Linked DNA regions of Homo sapiens: region 2 is linked to region 1. Evidence: chromatin contacts called from ENCODE Hi-C or POLR2A ChIA-PET data. All regions are on one chromosome and are shown on one strand. The core of a region is the stretch at or near the end of the contact, and the rest is flanking DNA. Distances in the headings are between cores, read along the strand shown. Region 1 overlaps HIVEP1 (HIVEP zinc finger 1). Region 2 has its middle 5.9 kb from the start of ADTRP.

What was found. Hi-C counts contacts between places; a loop is a spot of excess contacts on that map. ChIA-PET counts read pairs that join two places held with the same protein, here RNA polymerase II (POLR2A). Pooled maps may share reads with other maps.
Region 2: a loop to region 1 is called in a pooled map, with 4 times the contacts of the local background. The contact joins two enhancer-like sites. A Hi-C loop is called at or near these places in 9 of 37 single-sample maps with no recorded cell type and 6 of 50 pooled maps. POLR2A ChIA-PET finds 5 or more read pairs at or near these places in 3 of 52 experiments (GM12878, activated naive CD4-positive, alpha-beta T cell and activated naive CD8-positive, alpha-beta T cell).

The regions. Positions count from the first base shown.
Region 1 is chr6:12,062,227-12,069,962 of GRCh38, forward strand. The region is part of intron 2 of HIVEP1 (HIVEP zinc finger 1); the gene reads left to right. Among named protein-coding and RNA genes, the nearest start is that of HIVEP1, 54 kb to the left of the region's middle. Within about 2 kb of position 3,190, at least 3 of the 41 ENCODE cell types and tissues checked have a DNase peak (open chromatin) inside an H3K27ac peak, as active enhancers do; they include GM12878, where a contact is called at or near this core.
Region 2 is chr6:11,780,798-11,788,533 of GRCh38, forward strand. No RefSeq gene overlaps it. Among named protein-coding and RNA genes, the nearest start is that of ADTRP, 5.9 kb to the left of the region's middle. Within about 2 kb of position 4,799, at least 4 of the 41 ENCODE cell types and tissues checked have a DNase peak (open chromatin) inside an H3K27ac peak, as active enhancers do; they include GM12878, where a contact is called at or near this core.

The sequences.
Region 1 (7,736 bases), core at 1,940-4,439:
TTAAGTTAAAATATTTCAGAAATTACTTAATACATGTTAGAGATTATATATATAAAACTATTCCTTTAATGATAACCTTATTTGGCTTCCTAAACCTTCCATTTCTTTTTTATTTGGAATATTGTATAGTAAGTCTAAATTTCTTTACCTTTTGAGTACGATATTTAAATGTATAAACATTTATGAGTTATTAGATACAGATATTGATGTAATTAAACATTTCATTATTTTTCTTAATTTTTAAATTAATTCTAAGTTACATCTATTCAGCAAGGAAGCCAAAATTGGTTTTCTTTTTTTCAATTGCTCGTGCAAGTCAAAAGGCTATGGGGAATAAAATATTTGAGTATTTGTTAGACAATAAGAAGTAATCTTTAATGAGTGCCAGCTACATGCCGAGTGCTACTCTAAATATTCTTATTCTTGTTTTTTCTGAATCTCATGCAACTTTGTGAGGTAGGTACCATTTTCTCACCCATTACAGATGAGGTAACTGAGGTTTGGCTTATAAGTAACTTGCTCAATGTCATAAAGATAAGAAAGGGATAGACCAGGATTTGAACTGAGAGAAGTTTCTAACACCCACACGTTACTGTCATTTTGCGTATTGAAAGTATAGTGTAGTCTGGCATAGTGGGAAAAGCTTTCTGTTCAGGTGTCCTGGGATGGAATCCCAGCTTTCCTTGTCTTAGCTGAGTGACCGAAGTTACGCCTCTTCATGCCTTAGTTTTCTCACAGGTACTTACTAGAAGAATACATGTGAGTACTTTCATTCTTGTGCTAAATGTGAAGACTCCCCTGTTAGTAGTAGTTATTGCTAACACGTATCATTATTCATGATTTAAAAATATAATATGCTAATCTAAATTATGTTTTACTCTTTTTGGAAATAGTTAATAGAATAAAAGGAGGAATAAAGAGGATATGATTAAAGTAATATTGAATGCTTTTCAGTTATCATTAAAATATTTATTGATTTCTAGCAGAGTTTTTCAACCTCAGCTCCATTTATGATTTGGCCTAGATAATTCTTTGTCTTGGGCACTGTCCTGTGTGTCACGGGATATTTGACAGACTCCCTGGCCTGTACCCACTAGATGCCAATTGCAGTCTTCCTCCCTCAGTTGTAAACCAAGATGTCTCCAGGCATTTCCAAATGCCTTTTGGGGGGCAAAATCACCCCAACCTAAAAACCACTAGTGGAGTTATATGGCATTAAACAAGATTGGGATGAGGACATTGGTGGAAAGTGGGGAGGGAGGAGCTGGCTCATGTTGGCAGGTGTGGCTGCACGTGGAAGGTGGGTTGGAAGGCAGGGAAGGGCAGGAGCAGATGCCATGCAGAGGACTGCAAAGAGGCAGAGGCAGATGTCTTGGGGAGAGAAGGGGCTTGGATCTGGGTGGCTGAAGTGGGCAGCTTGGAGAGGTTTTTGGAGGAAGAATCAGAGGACTTGGGGATTGCCAGAGTATTACACATTTGACAGCACTTAATAAAGAACAGTGAAGGTTTTGAGAGGTGGTCACTGGGCAGTCTGCAAGACTGACTCTCCAACCAAGTGAAACCTCTTGTGTACCAGCTTCACCATGCATGAGATTCACATATGTTTCTTAGTGGTAAAAATCATTGCATGTCCTAGACCTTCCTGAGCACTGCAAACCTTGGGTCTTAAGTTTGGGACTGCCAAGTGACTCCCATATTTAAAACTTCCATGATTTGCCTTGGTTTGAAGATTAGGTGTGATCTTGGAAAATGAGAGACCTCAGATTTTGGCAAGGAACATGCCTTGGTATAATATATAATATTCCCTCTTCCTGGATTCTTGCCAGGTTGCTTGCTCCTACCCAGGTTTCTGGCCTTGACCCTAGAGCTTTCTTCTCTAATGCATCTACTTGTAAACTAAATAATTCATTGGACACCAAATAAATTTTTTTTAATGTATTGTGACTCAGTGTTTTTGAGTCACAATTTTGAAGTTTACGGATTTCTGGAAGCAATGCATCCCTATAGTGGGAACGGCATATGTATCATAAATTTTGTAAATGGTAATGACTAAAGTATTCCAGACTCTTTCTGTGTTACAACAGTCAGGGAAACCAGATGAAGTTTCTTTCTTTCTCAGCAAATAACCTCAGCAGGCTGTTTTGGGAGCTATTTCAATAAGGTCATCACAAGCAGAACTTAATGATCGTTTGTTAACAGCAGTGGGTGACATCACCACGAATTGTAATTGCAACTTAAATGATAGTATTATAAGGTACTTTTTAGTGTTCATTATTTCAGTAGTGGTGATAAAACCTTTTTTTATTCTGCAAAATTATGCTGGTGAAATTGTATGTATCTGCATGTGTCTGTCTGTGATTTCTACCATAGTAAAATGAAACTTCAGTTTTGAGCCAGAACTGAGAACTCTTGGTTCTTAGGTCTAGCCCAAGAGAAGACAAAAGGGAAGAGAAGGGAGAGGCTACCTTTCCTGACAGCTTCATGGAGTTTTCATTTTTTGTGTGTCCCCTCCCCACGCCGTACACACACATATTCCCATTACACTTCTGTTGATCAGTTAGATCAGTTAGTGGCTGCTCTGTTTTTCCCTGCAAAAGGAATTTTTCAATTTGATTTTCCATCCCGATTTCCCAGTGGGCCTTCATGAAGCAGTCAAGACATTTTCAGTATGTTCTTTCCCTCCAACAGATGTGAATCCAGCCATATTGAGCATATGCTGTGTTTCTAGGGCTGTACACATACTGTGGGGTTGGCTCTTCTATCTTCAGGTTGCTAAAACATCTCAGATGGAAAAGAGATTCACACATAATAGATAATTTAAGGCCCAAAAAAGACCTAAATCATGGTGGACAAATTGGATGCAACTAAATGCCAAATTGTATGAACTAGGTAAAGGTCTGTGCAATGTATAGGGAGGCAAGAAACTGTTACTTTCCTGGAATCATTAGTAGGTGTTTCTGAGAGTTGGAGTTAAAGCATGTCATGAAAAACTGGTGAGTTGTGGATAAATGTTGGGACCTGGGATAGGAGAATAACTATGATAGATTCTGATCATGGCGTTTGATATTAGAGGGTGATGCAGACATGAAACAAGCAAGGTCACACACATACATTTAACACAAGAAGAGGTGGGGTGCTGTTGGTGCACACTGGAGTGCTCCCAGTTAGTGTCAGGAGAGAGCTTCAAGAGCATGTGACATTGATGCTCACACATGAAAGATGAGAAGTTGCCAGGTCAGGCAGGACGCCCTTTTGATACACACATAGAATACAGGGATGTGGCATAGAGTATCACTGTACCAGCAACTTCCCGTTCTGGAGGCAAATCTGCCTGGGTTCAAGCTGGTTCTTCCCCTGACGGGCTCTGTGAATTCGCTTCTGTGTGCCACTGTTTGCTCCTCTGGAAAATGGAGGTGAAGGGTGGTCTCCTCCCAGGTAGGTTTTGTGTGTGTGTGTGTGTGTGTGCGTGTGTGTGTGTGTGTGTGTGCATTGAATGGTTGTTACAATATAATAACTGAAAAGAGCTCTAAGTCCAGTTTTATTTTAGTGTGTTTTTGCTGTGATTTGCCTAACTTGGTTTCTATGATGCAGTTAGCTTCTGCAAATGGCAGAGCTGATAAACGATTAGAAAGCTATTTTTGGTTTGACTGGTTCAGATGTAGATGTGAAGTCCTCAGAACAGCACTCAGCACACAGGAAGCTGTTACTGTTGGATATCCCCCAGTAGGGCCTGAAGTGCGAGGGTGCGGCTGTGAGTAAGGAGAATGAGGGCTTCCCAGGCAGGTGTAAAGGAACATTGGGGAGGTGATTCTCATGAGAAGGAACACCATGAGCTTGAGGCAGCAGTGGGGGAAGGCAAGCTGTGTGCTGTGGGCATCCCTAAAAGGCAGTGTTGTTCATTCAAGAGGAGAATTTTCAAGGGGAGCGATTCTTACGCTGGATGGGAACAGATAGCTTGTGCGCTGTTTCCATTGGTTTTAAGAGCTGTGTGCGTGTGTGTTAATTCTGTGTTTTGCTGTGTATTTTACATGTATCTTAGGGAGTTTAAGAAATAGTTAATCTTGTTAAGTATCCAAATAATTGCATGATGACCATCCCTCTTGTGCTACCACATAATAACTGAAAAGAGCTTTAAGTCTTAAGTTCAGTTATATTTCTGTGTGTTTTCACCATGATTTGTCTAACTTAGTCTCTTTGTTGCAGTTAGCTTCTTAGGCAAATGGCAGCAGCTGATAAATGATCAGAAAGCTATTTTTGGTTTGACTAGTTCAGATCCATACATATGAAGTTACAAGCTTAATTACTGTTATTTTTGGCCAGAGTCCTTGGAAGTGTTGGACTTAGCCAAGTACTTCCTTTGTGAAAGAAATGACACTTGTTCATTGTTTGAATTGTGATGATTTCTCAAAGCATATGAATTTTTTGACTGCTTAGATTATGAAGATTTAGATGGGGAATTTTGTGCATTATAAATTTTATCATAAATAAATATTTGTTCGGAACCACTTTAATGTATGATGGGCCCAATATTATCATTGTCTTCTCTGAGCTATTTCTTCAAGGTAACAGTGAAAACGAATAACTAGAAGGCATTATGTTTATATATAATGGGATGGTGGATATATTTCAAACAAAGACACTGTGTGTGTGTGTGTGTATATATATATACACACACATACACTTTATTATATATACATACATACAAAATATATGTACTGTTATTTAGTTAGGCTAATGGCTTTGAACAACAATAATAATAGTAATGTGGATTCCAGATAATTTATTTTCCTGAAATATAATTTAGTGTATTTTCATCAGCAGATTTGGTGGTACATTTTCTAAGTATTAGTCTTTGGAAAATCCGTTTAGGGAATATATCTCTGAATGTGTTGGCTGGTTAGAGTTAGTGTTAGGGATAGGGTTAGGGTTTAAGTTTAATTAAAAAACTAACTTTTAAATAATGATTAATTATTAGTATTATGGATCTTGCAGTTGACTACCTATAAATTTCTTTATGTTTTAACCATTTTCTATTTTTATTGAAGTGTATCACTTAGTAGTTACTATCATTTACATTTAAAATTGTAGCATGGAAAATTAATAATTGGAATGTTACATATTTAATCTATTTCTGTGAAACTACAAAAAATTTGTGAACTTTTCTCATGAATTCTTTAAAGGAAGTTGACTGGCCGTTTAGCCATTTATTTTACAGAAATAATAATAAGGACTATTTAAACAATGTAGTTAATTTTAAAGTTTTTGAGCTTGGATTTTTTTTTTAAGGTATATTTTTCTTGTGGTTATAAAATGTTAATTCTTCCCTGCTTTTGAGTAGGCGCCAATGGCGTAGAATGGTTTGGATTTATTGCATTTATCTGATGCCAAGCTGGAGATTATTGGGTGCCCTGCCTGCTGTGTGTCCAGCTCTGTGCTGAGGACAGTGGTGAGCAACTCCTGCTTGTGTCCCCAATTCCTGCCTGTCCTCCCCAGACCATGCACTCCATGGTCTGGTGAGGGGCTGTTATGATGAAAGGAAACAACTGCTCTGGTAGGGAAGGGAAGGTATTAGGTTATGTGGGGTACAAATCAATGGCCCCCAATGTAGTCTTGAGGAATTGTAAGATGTTAGGGTGTTTGTTGGTTTATTTTGATGATAATTCCCAAATAAAGATCATATCTGTAGTTGATGACTAAAGCTGTTAGATTTTATCCATTGTATTCATTTTATTTTTCTCCCCTCTAAGACCTACTTATATTTTTCATACCTTTTTAATTTCTGATTCGTGCTGGTGAGGGGGCTGTGCTTTAGAAGAGATGCAGATTTTGAGATGAAAGAGCAGACTTCTTAACTGACCTCAGAATACTTTTTTTGTTTTTTGAGATGGAGTTTCGCCCTCGTTGCCCAGGCTGGAGTACAGTGGCACGATCTTGGCTCAGTGCAATCTCCGCCTCCTGGGTTCAAGTGATTCTCTTGCCTCAGCCTCCCAAATAGCTGGGATTACAGATGCACACCACCATGCCCGTCTAATTTTGTATTTTTAGTAGAGGCGGGGTTTCACCGTGTTGGCCAGGGTGGTCTCAAACTCCTGACCTCAGGTGATCCGCCCACCTTGGCTTCCCAAAGTACTAGGATTACAGGCACGAGCCACCATGCCCAGCCTGACCTTAGAATACTTTAACTAACACTTTTAACTAAATTAAAGGAATGTAAAGGGTAAAGAATCATGTTTTGTAATACTTATAATAGTATTATTGTCAGTTAGATGATGTTAAAATATTCTTAATTTGGAAGGAGGAAACAGGCATCAAATAAATTGGAAGTATGGAATAATGTATTGAGTTTAAGGGAGAATACTTAAGAATCTGACAGTATGCGTATATATTCATATATGTGCACACGTATTTGTGAAGATATATGTGTAAATCGTCACACATATATGTAATATGTGTATTAAGCATATAAGCAAGCAGGCACTTATATACTTTCAGGGAATTGAGACACCCAAGTTTGTTTTTTATTTGGCTGTCCATATTTACACATATGTTCATATATATTATACATACCTGTGTATTTAAATGAGTAAATAATATATCTTTAATATGAGTAATACATGAACTTAAATCAACTAATACAGAAGCATATACAATAAAAAATTGGTGTTTTCTCCCTTTACTTGCCTCTGCTCTTTATCCTTATTATCAGCCTTACCAATTTCTTGTCACTTTCCCCAGAAATGCAGCTATGATAATATTATTCTTTAAAACATGTGTGCACATACACAAAAATTGACTTATGTAATGTACAAAGTCATTAATCATTTAACAATGGGATACATTCTGAGAAATGTGTCGTTAGGTGATTTCCTCATTGGTCATTGTGCAAACACCATGGGGTGTACTTACACAAACCTAGATGGTACAGCCAACTACACACGTAGCCTATATGGTATAGCCTATCGCTCCTAGGTTACAAACCTGCACAGCATGTTCATTTACTGAATACTGTAGGCAATTACAGCACAGTGGTATTTGTGTATCTAAACAGAAAAGGTATAGTATAAAAGATAAAAAATTCATACAACCTGTATAGGACACTTACCATGAATAGAGCTTGAAGGACTGGAAGTTTCTCTGGGTTGAGTCAGTGAGTGGGTGGTGAGTGGATGGGGAGGCCTAGGACATTACTGCACGCTACTGTAGACTTTATAAATGCTGTATACTTAGGATATACTCAATTTTTTAAAAAATTGTGTTAGTACGCATATTCTCACTCATAGGTGGGAATTGAACGATGAGAACATATGGACACAGGAAGGGGAACATCACACTCTGGGGACTGTTCTGGGGTGGGGGGAGGGGGGAGGGATAGCATTGGGAGATATACCTAATGCTAGATGACGAGTTAGTGGGTGCAGCGCACCAGCATGGCAAATGTATACATATGTAACTAACCTGCACATTGTGCACATGTACCCTAAAACTTAAAGTATAATAATAATAAATAAATAAATAAAAAGAAAAAAATTGTGTTAGTAATAAATTAACTGTAGCTTACTGTAACTTTATAACCTTTTAATTTTTAACTTTTTGACTCTTCTATGATAACATCTAGCTTAAAGCAAACACATCGTATAGCTGTACAAAAATATTTTTTATATTCTTATTCTATAAGTTTTTTTCTATTTTTAGAATTATTATTTTTTACTTTTTTAACTTTGTTATTAAGAACTAAG
Region 2 (7,736 bases), core at 3,549-6,048, 280 kb before region 1:
GTGGCTAGGATAAAGCAGGCAGAGGAACGTGGAAGGACTAGACTTGCTGAGTCTTCCGGACTTCATCTTTCTCCCATGCTCTCAGGATGCTTCCTGCCCTCGAACATCGGACTGCAAGTTCTTCAGCTTTTGGACTCCTAGATGTATACCAATGGTTTGCCAGGGACTTTCGGGCCTTTGGCCACAGACTGAAGGCTGCACTGTTGGCTTCTCTAATTTTGAGGTTTTGAGACTCGGACTGATCCACCACTGGCTTTCTTGCTCCTCAACTTGTAGACGGCCTGTTGTTGTGATTGTGTGTCACTTCTTAATAAATTCCCCTTCTTATATACATACATCCTATTAGTTCTGTCCCTCTAGAGAACCCTAATACAACCAGTGTACCTGCCTACAAAGGAACAATGTTGCTCTGCACACTCTCAGACTCCCACTTTGATATTTCTCCTCTCCCTACTGAGTGCCCCTTTTTTTTTTTTTGAGATGGAGTCTCGCTCTGTCGCCCAGGCTGGAGTGCAGTGGCGCGATCTCGGCTCACTGCAAGCTCCGCCTCCCGGGTTCACGCCATTCTCCTGCCTCAGCCTCCCGAGTAGCTGGGACTACAGGCGCCTGCCACCACGCCCGGCTAATTTTTTTTGTATTTTTAGTAGAGACGGGGTTTCACCGTGTTAGCCAGGATGGTCTCGATCTCCTGACTTCGTGATCCGCCCATCTCGGCCTCCCAAAGTGCTGGGATTACAGGCGTGAGCCACCGAGCCCGGCCGAGTCCCTTTTATTCTTCTCTCCTCTCATCAGAAAATTATCTCAGAAAAGGATCAATATGTTTTGAAACTTGGTGCACATATGAATGAATGAATGTCTCCAAGGGTGTTTTCATTTTAGACACCATTGTTGATTTAGAGGTTTTATTCCTTTATACAAAAAAAAATCTCAAGTCTAAGTCTGCAGATGGGTAAGGATTGACGCAAAGGTAGGAAAGGAGGGGAAGACAAAGACCCAAATCTCTGAGATGTGTGTGTCCAAACCTGGACACTGGCCTTTCACCACCTAGATGGTTTTTTTCTCTACGTTAGCCTCATTGCCCACAGATGGGGCCTCTCATAAATATTGATAAAATTATTTAAATTTATTTGTAAGAGTTTTAGTGTTTTACATTGGGATCCAATGAATTGTTAGCATTTTAATAAATAATGACATTAATATATAAGGATTTAATAACATGTAATATCATTTTAATACATATTAATAATTAATAAAATGATATTTTAATAAATAACATGTATATGTATATAAGGATTTAATAATTACATGTAATATATGTATATAAGGATTACATTATGAGTTAAGGATTATGAATTAAGAAATAGTTTTATTTCTTAAGAAATATTTTAATATTTTAAGAAATAAAACTATTTCTTAATTCAACATCTGCATTTTCTTATAAACTTTTCACAAAATTGTTGCCAATGAAAAATCTACATTGCAACCATATTCACATCATAATTTGTGTTCCTGGTTGAATAACCAGATCCATTTTCATGAAGTAGCCTGAACATCTGTTCCCCACCATGAGACCAGGTGGAGCTTTGGAGAGCAATGAATGTCACCTCTTAGTTGCACGTTATAAACTAATACATACTAAGCGTGCTGTTTGTCTGCCTTTTCCTTTCTCCAAGTATCTGAGGGCTTCACGTCATATCCAGGAGAAGTGGGAAGGAATTGTTCAAAACTTTTATTATTTTACACAGGAAATTTTAAACATTTAAAAATAAGCATATTTCATACTTTGATTTGGATACTACACAGGCCACTTGGTTACTAAGAGTGACTTTCTTTGAAACTCTCTACCCCCCTGGGAGTCCGCAACATGATTCTTTAATTTCACAAATACTTATTAAGCAACAGCTATCTGCTAGGTCCTGGGGATTCCCCGAGGAAGAAGAGCGATGCAAACCCTGCCCTCATGGAGCTTATATTTTAGCAGGAAAGATGAACATTAAGCAACAACAAAAACAAGTGTTAATTTATAACTATGGCAACTTCTGTGAAGGACAAACACAGCAGACTTATTAGAGGGGATGGCAGTATCAGACCTGGTGTGGGTAGGGCGTCAGGGAAGCTAGCCCTAAGGAAGCCACGTATGAGCAAGGCTTATTCTCCCAACATGCTCTTACTATCCTTCTCAGTCTGTTTAATGAGCTCCTCTTCCTCCACCAGCTCCTTCTGTGTTGGCATTCCCCAGAGAGCTGGTCCAGCTTACCGTCCGTCTCCCAACACATACTCACCCTAGTGATTTTATCCATGATCATAATTTCTACCACTGCCTTCCAGTTTGTGACCACAAATTATATACCTCTGGTCCAGGCCCTCTCCCTATCCCCACCAAGCTTCAAACACATCTTTGACTACCTGTTGGAATCTCCTGAAGGAGACAGACACGCCTCAAACTCCATACGTCTAAAACGAGCTCACTGACTTCCGCCAAACCAGGCTTTTCTTCTCTAGTCTCTGTCCTGTGACCATGGCCTCACCATCGACCTGGGAGCTTCCTGTGTCCTCCCGCTTTTTTACTCTTCAAATCCAGTTAACCACCAAATCCTGCCAAGTTCATTTCTTACATCAGGGTCAAATCAGTCCCTTTCTTTCCATCCCTTCTACAACTGCCCTCGTTCAAGTGGCCTCCATCTCTTGCCACCACCATAGCAACCAGCAACCTAGCTGGTTTTCCTGAATCTAGTTTGATGCCCCAACGCTGTTTTTCACAAGGTCAGTGAGTGATTCTCTCTGAAATGCCACATCCCCCACCAGCTCATGTCGTTTTACTACATCAGCATCACCCACAGCATTACATCCAAGTTTCATAGCTTTTAATAACCTGCCCACTTCCCACTGGCTCTCTCCATCCTCGTGTGGCATCCCACATTGGATGTCACTCCAACAACACTGCATTGACAGAGCTTTTCACCCACACCTGGCTATGTCACATACCGGCACCTTTACTCCTACTGTCTCCTCTCCCTGATGCCTCCTCTCAACATATCTTTGACTGGTTACGTCATAACCCTCATTTAAAATGCAGCTCAGCAGCTTCCTTTTCCAGGAACCCTTCCTGGATGGCCACCACAACCTGGCCATCTTAAACAGCTCCCTCCTGTCTTCTTTAACCTGCTATGCATCCCTGCATGTTGCATAATGATTAGGAATTAGTCTTTTTTGTACGTCATTATCTCCTAGGGTTCACATATGATGTGTTTGAATTCCCAGAGCTTAGCATAGTGCTGGACACACAGTAAGTACCTAATAAACATCTGCTGACTAAGAAAACAAATAACCCAATTTAAAAAATGGGAAAAAGACCCGAATAGACATCAAAAGATGACATACAAATGGCCAACAGATATATAAAAAATGTTCAACATCACTAAACCTCAGGGAAATGCAAACTAAAACCACAATGAGATATCGCCTTACACCTGTCAGAATGGATGTTATCCAAAAAAAAAAAAAGAAAGAAAGAAAGAAAGAAAAAAGAAAACACGTGTTGGCAAAGATGTGGAGAAAAGAAAACTCTGATATACTGATGGTGGGAAATAAATTAGCACAGATATTATGGAAAACGGTATGAAATTTCCTCAGTAAATTAAAAATAGAACTATAATATCATCCAGCAATCCCACGACTGGGTATATATCCAAAGGAAAATGAATCAGTATGTCAAAGAGACACGTGCACTCCCACAGTCATTGCAACATTCTTATTTACAATAGCCATGACAGGGACTCACCCTAAGTGTTCATCGATGGATAAATGAATGAAGAAAGTATGGTACGGATACACAGTGGAATAACGCTTAGTCTTCAGACAGAAGAAACTTCTATTTGTGACAACACAGGTGAACCTGGAGGGTATTACGTTAAGTGAAATAGGCCAGGCACAGAAAGACAAATACTCCTTGACCTCATTATATGTGCAGTCTAAAAAAGCAGAGAGTAGAATGGAGGTCACCACGGGCCTGGGGCGGAGGTGGGAGTGGGGGTTGGGGAAAGTTGGTCAAAGGATATAAAATTTCAGTTAGACAGGAAGAATAAGTGTAAGAGGTTTATTGTACAACATGGTGACTATAATTAGTAATAATGTATTGTATGCTTGAAAATTGCTAACAGAGTAGATTTTAAGTATTCTTGGCGAGGCATGGTGGTTCACACCTATAATCTCAGCACTTTGAGAGGCTGAGGTGGGAAGATCACTTGAACCCAGGAGCTTGAGACCAGCCTGGGCAGCATAGCAAGACCCCGTCTCTACTAAAAACACAAAAATTATGTTTTTGTGATGTGCACCTGTAGTCCCAGCAACTTGGGAGGCTGAGGTGGGAGGATTGCTTGAGTGTGGGAGGTGGAGGTTGCAGTGAGCCAGCATCACACCACTGCACTCCAGCCTGGACAATAGAGTCAGACCTTGTCAAAAAAAAAAAAAAAAAAGTATTCTCACCGCAAAAAGAGGATAAGTAGGTGAGGTAATGCATATATTAATTAGCTTGAGTTAGCCATTCCACAGTGCATACAGATTTCAAAACATCATGTTGTGCACCACAAATGTATACAATTTTTATTTGGCAATTTAAAAAATAGTAGCAGTTATGAAAATATTTGCTGAATAAATGAATATGTGGAATACCAGGTGTACCAGTCTACCGAGCCTTACCCTAAAGCCGGCTCATTCATTAAAAACCTACTGTGTTCAACGTGTTCAGCTGCTGGGTTGTGGGGAGGAGGTGGAATACAGAAATGAGTAAGACAGCCTGAGCCCCGGAGGAACTCACTGCCAAGTGGCAGAGACAGGTATGTAAACAAAAAATTACAGCATGATGTGATAAGTACTATAATAGAGGTATGCACAAAGTACTAATGGAGCCTAAATTATCCTGCACATTATTCTGTCATTCTAAATATATGGAAGATTGAGCTAACGATGAATGCATTGAGTAAGTCATGGGAAACTCCAGACACCACGTAGGAGAAGATAAGGATGAAAGGAGTCCCACAGTAAAGTAGTCATGGCCACCGGCACAAATAACAGTTTTTCCTGGTAAAGATATAACCCATTTCTTGGCCAGTCACCAAGGGATAAGGTACAAAACGCAGGGAGTCAGGGCAAGGGGCTTGAGTCCAAGCCTGTATATGCTTCAGGACCTGGAGCTGATCAGCCATCAGCTTCTCTGGGGTGTTAATTTCCTTCGGTATGAAATGGGGTTCAGGGAACCTGCAACAGTGACTATCTCATGTCCCAAAGCTGGGACGCCAACTGAACTAAGGGAGCAACTGACCAGGGCTGGCCTCTGAAGAAATGCCCCAACCCCACACAGATTCACACACCCCCACACACACCATGGCGCCAGCTGCAGCGGGAGGGGTTGGACGACACTCCTAGGTGACGTCTGCAGGTTGAGCAGCGATGAGCAGGAAATAGGGACACAGGGCACAGAGTCCTTGAGATTATGGTGAACAAGTCTGCTGAAGTGTGGTTTCATTTTGACACAAGAGAGGGGTTCTCCAGCTGCTGTTGCTAAACAAACAGCTAACCAATATAGCTCTCAGATGTTAAACCTGAAGACAAGGCAAGTCGGCGGGACTTGTACTTGTTCCACCTACCCTCGTAATGTGCACAGAGCCCGTCTCAGATGGCTCATTCCCTTTACAGCTGATCTGTACTTCCACAGTTCTTACAGAACTGTCTTACCTTTGCCCATCCTTGTGCTAATAGTCCCATCATTAAACTCTCAGCTGAGGGAAATGCCTTTTCCTATTGGAACCTTCACTGATGCAGCCAATCACTATGAGCTCCTCCAGGGGTGTCTGATACATCTCTGTGCCCTCAGCACTATTCATGGTAGCAGGTAAATTATAAATGCTAATAGAGATTTGTTGTTTGCCCAACTATCTACCCCAACAGTAACATACTTAGGAGTCCAACTCTCCCCCGGGGCCCGAGCCATGACCCCAGCACAAGCAACCTTAATAAACAGCTTGCCCCCGCCTTCCTCAAAAAATGAACTTCTCTCTTTCTAGGACTGGCAGGTTTCTTTAGGACATGGATTCCCAACTTTGCCCTCCTGGCTCAGCCCCTCTGTGAAGCAGCCAAAGGCCCTCTCAATGAACCCCTAAGCCCCACACACAACATACTTCCCAGTTTCCGTGGACTCCAAACCACTCTCGTCACTGCACCTGCCCTGTCCTTACCCGACATCTCCCAACCCTGCGTTCTCTATGCCACCGAAAACCAAGGAATAGCTCTCGGGGTCTTAGGGCAACAAAAGGGAAATCCTCCTTCCTTTACCCCTGTGGCATACCTCTCAAAACAAACAACACTGTCAGAGGGTGGCCAACCTGTCTTAGAGCATTAGCAGCAGTGGCCATTTTAGCTCTGGAAAGTAAAAAACTAACATTCAGCCAAAGCACCACTGTCCACAGCTCTCACAACTTACAGGATCTCTTCTCCTCCCGGGTGTTAAGCTCCCTCTCTCCTTCCGGAATTCAGTCACTGTATGCCCTCTTTATTGAAAATCCTGAATTCAGCCTCACCAAAAGCGCACCCCTCAACCCAGCATCCCTACTCCCCATATCCTCTTCCCCTCCTACTCATTCTTGCACTGACATTCTGGATCGCCTGCAGCCACACTTCCCTAACATCTCCTCCGAGCCTCTCACTAACCCAGATGACCAACTATTCATAGTTGGCTCATCTTCCGGAGCCCCCGTCTCTCCCAAAATTGCTGGGTATGCAGTAGTTACCTTAAACCATGTAATTGAGGCTAAAACCCGACCCCCAGGAACCTCCTCCCAGAAGGCACAACTCATAGCGCTCACCAGAGCCCTAACCCTCTCCAAAAACAAATGGGTCAACATATACACAGACTCTAAGTATGCCTATCACATTCTTCATTCCCATGCAGCCATCTGGCAAGAGAAAGGATTCCTTACCGCCAAAAGAACCCCCATTACTAACGGCCCCCCTTATTTACCAACTCCTTCAGGCCGCACACCTCCCAACTGAAGCAAGAGTCATACACTGTCGAGAACATCAAGCAGGATCAGATGAAATCTCAAAAGGAAATAGAAAGACCGACGAGGCAGCAAAACAGGACTCCCTTTCTCCTCTCCCTGCCCCCATCCTCCTTGTCACCCCAGCAGTCCCGCCCAGATACCCTCCCACTGAAAAGTCTTCACTACTACAGCAAGGAGCCTCCCTTCAAGGGGACTGGATAATCAAAAATCAAAAGCCTGTTCTTCCCCAAGAGCAAAGCAAGGAAATTCTAACACCTCTTCACCAACCCTTCCATATCAGTGCATGCCCCCATACCTACTCCTTCGCCCTTGTTTCTCCTCCCCCCATCTATTCATCTCACTAAAGGACATAACCTCAAACTGTCGTATATGCTCTGTTACTTCCTCCCAAGGGGCCCTCTGCCCTCTCCTCATCCTTACATACCAGCTCAGAGGAACACTCCCAGGGGAGCACTGGCAAGTAAACTTCACCCACATGCCTCCCGTCAAAAAATCTAAATATCTTCTTACCCTCGTAGACACTTTTTCAGGTTGAGTAGAAGCATTTCCTACCCCTTCAGAAAAAGCTGCAGAAGTCTCTCAAATTCTCATATCAGAAATTATCCCTAGATTTGGTCTCCCGAGCCCCATACAATCAGACAATGGGCCTAGCTTCATCTCCCAAATTACCCAACAGGT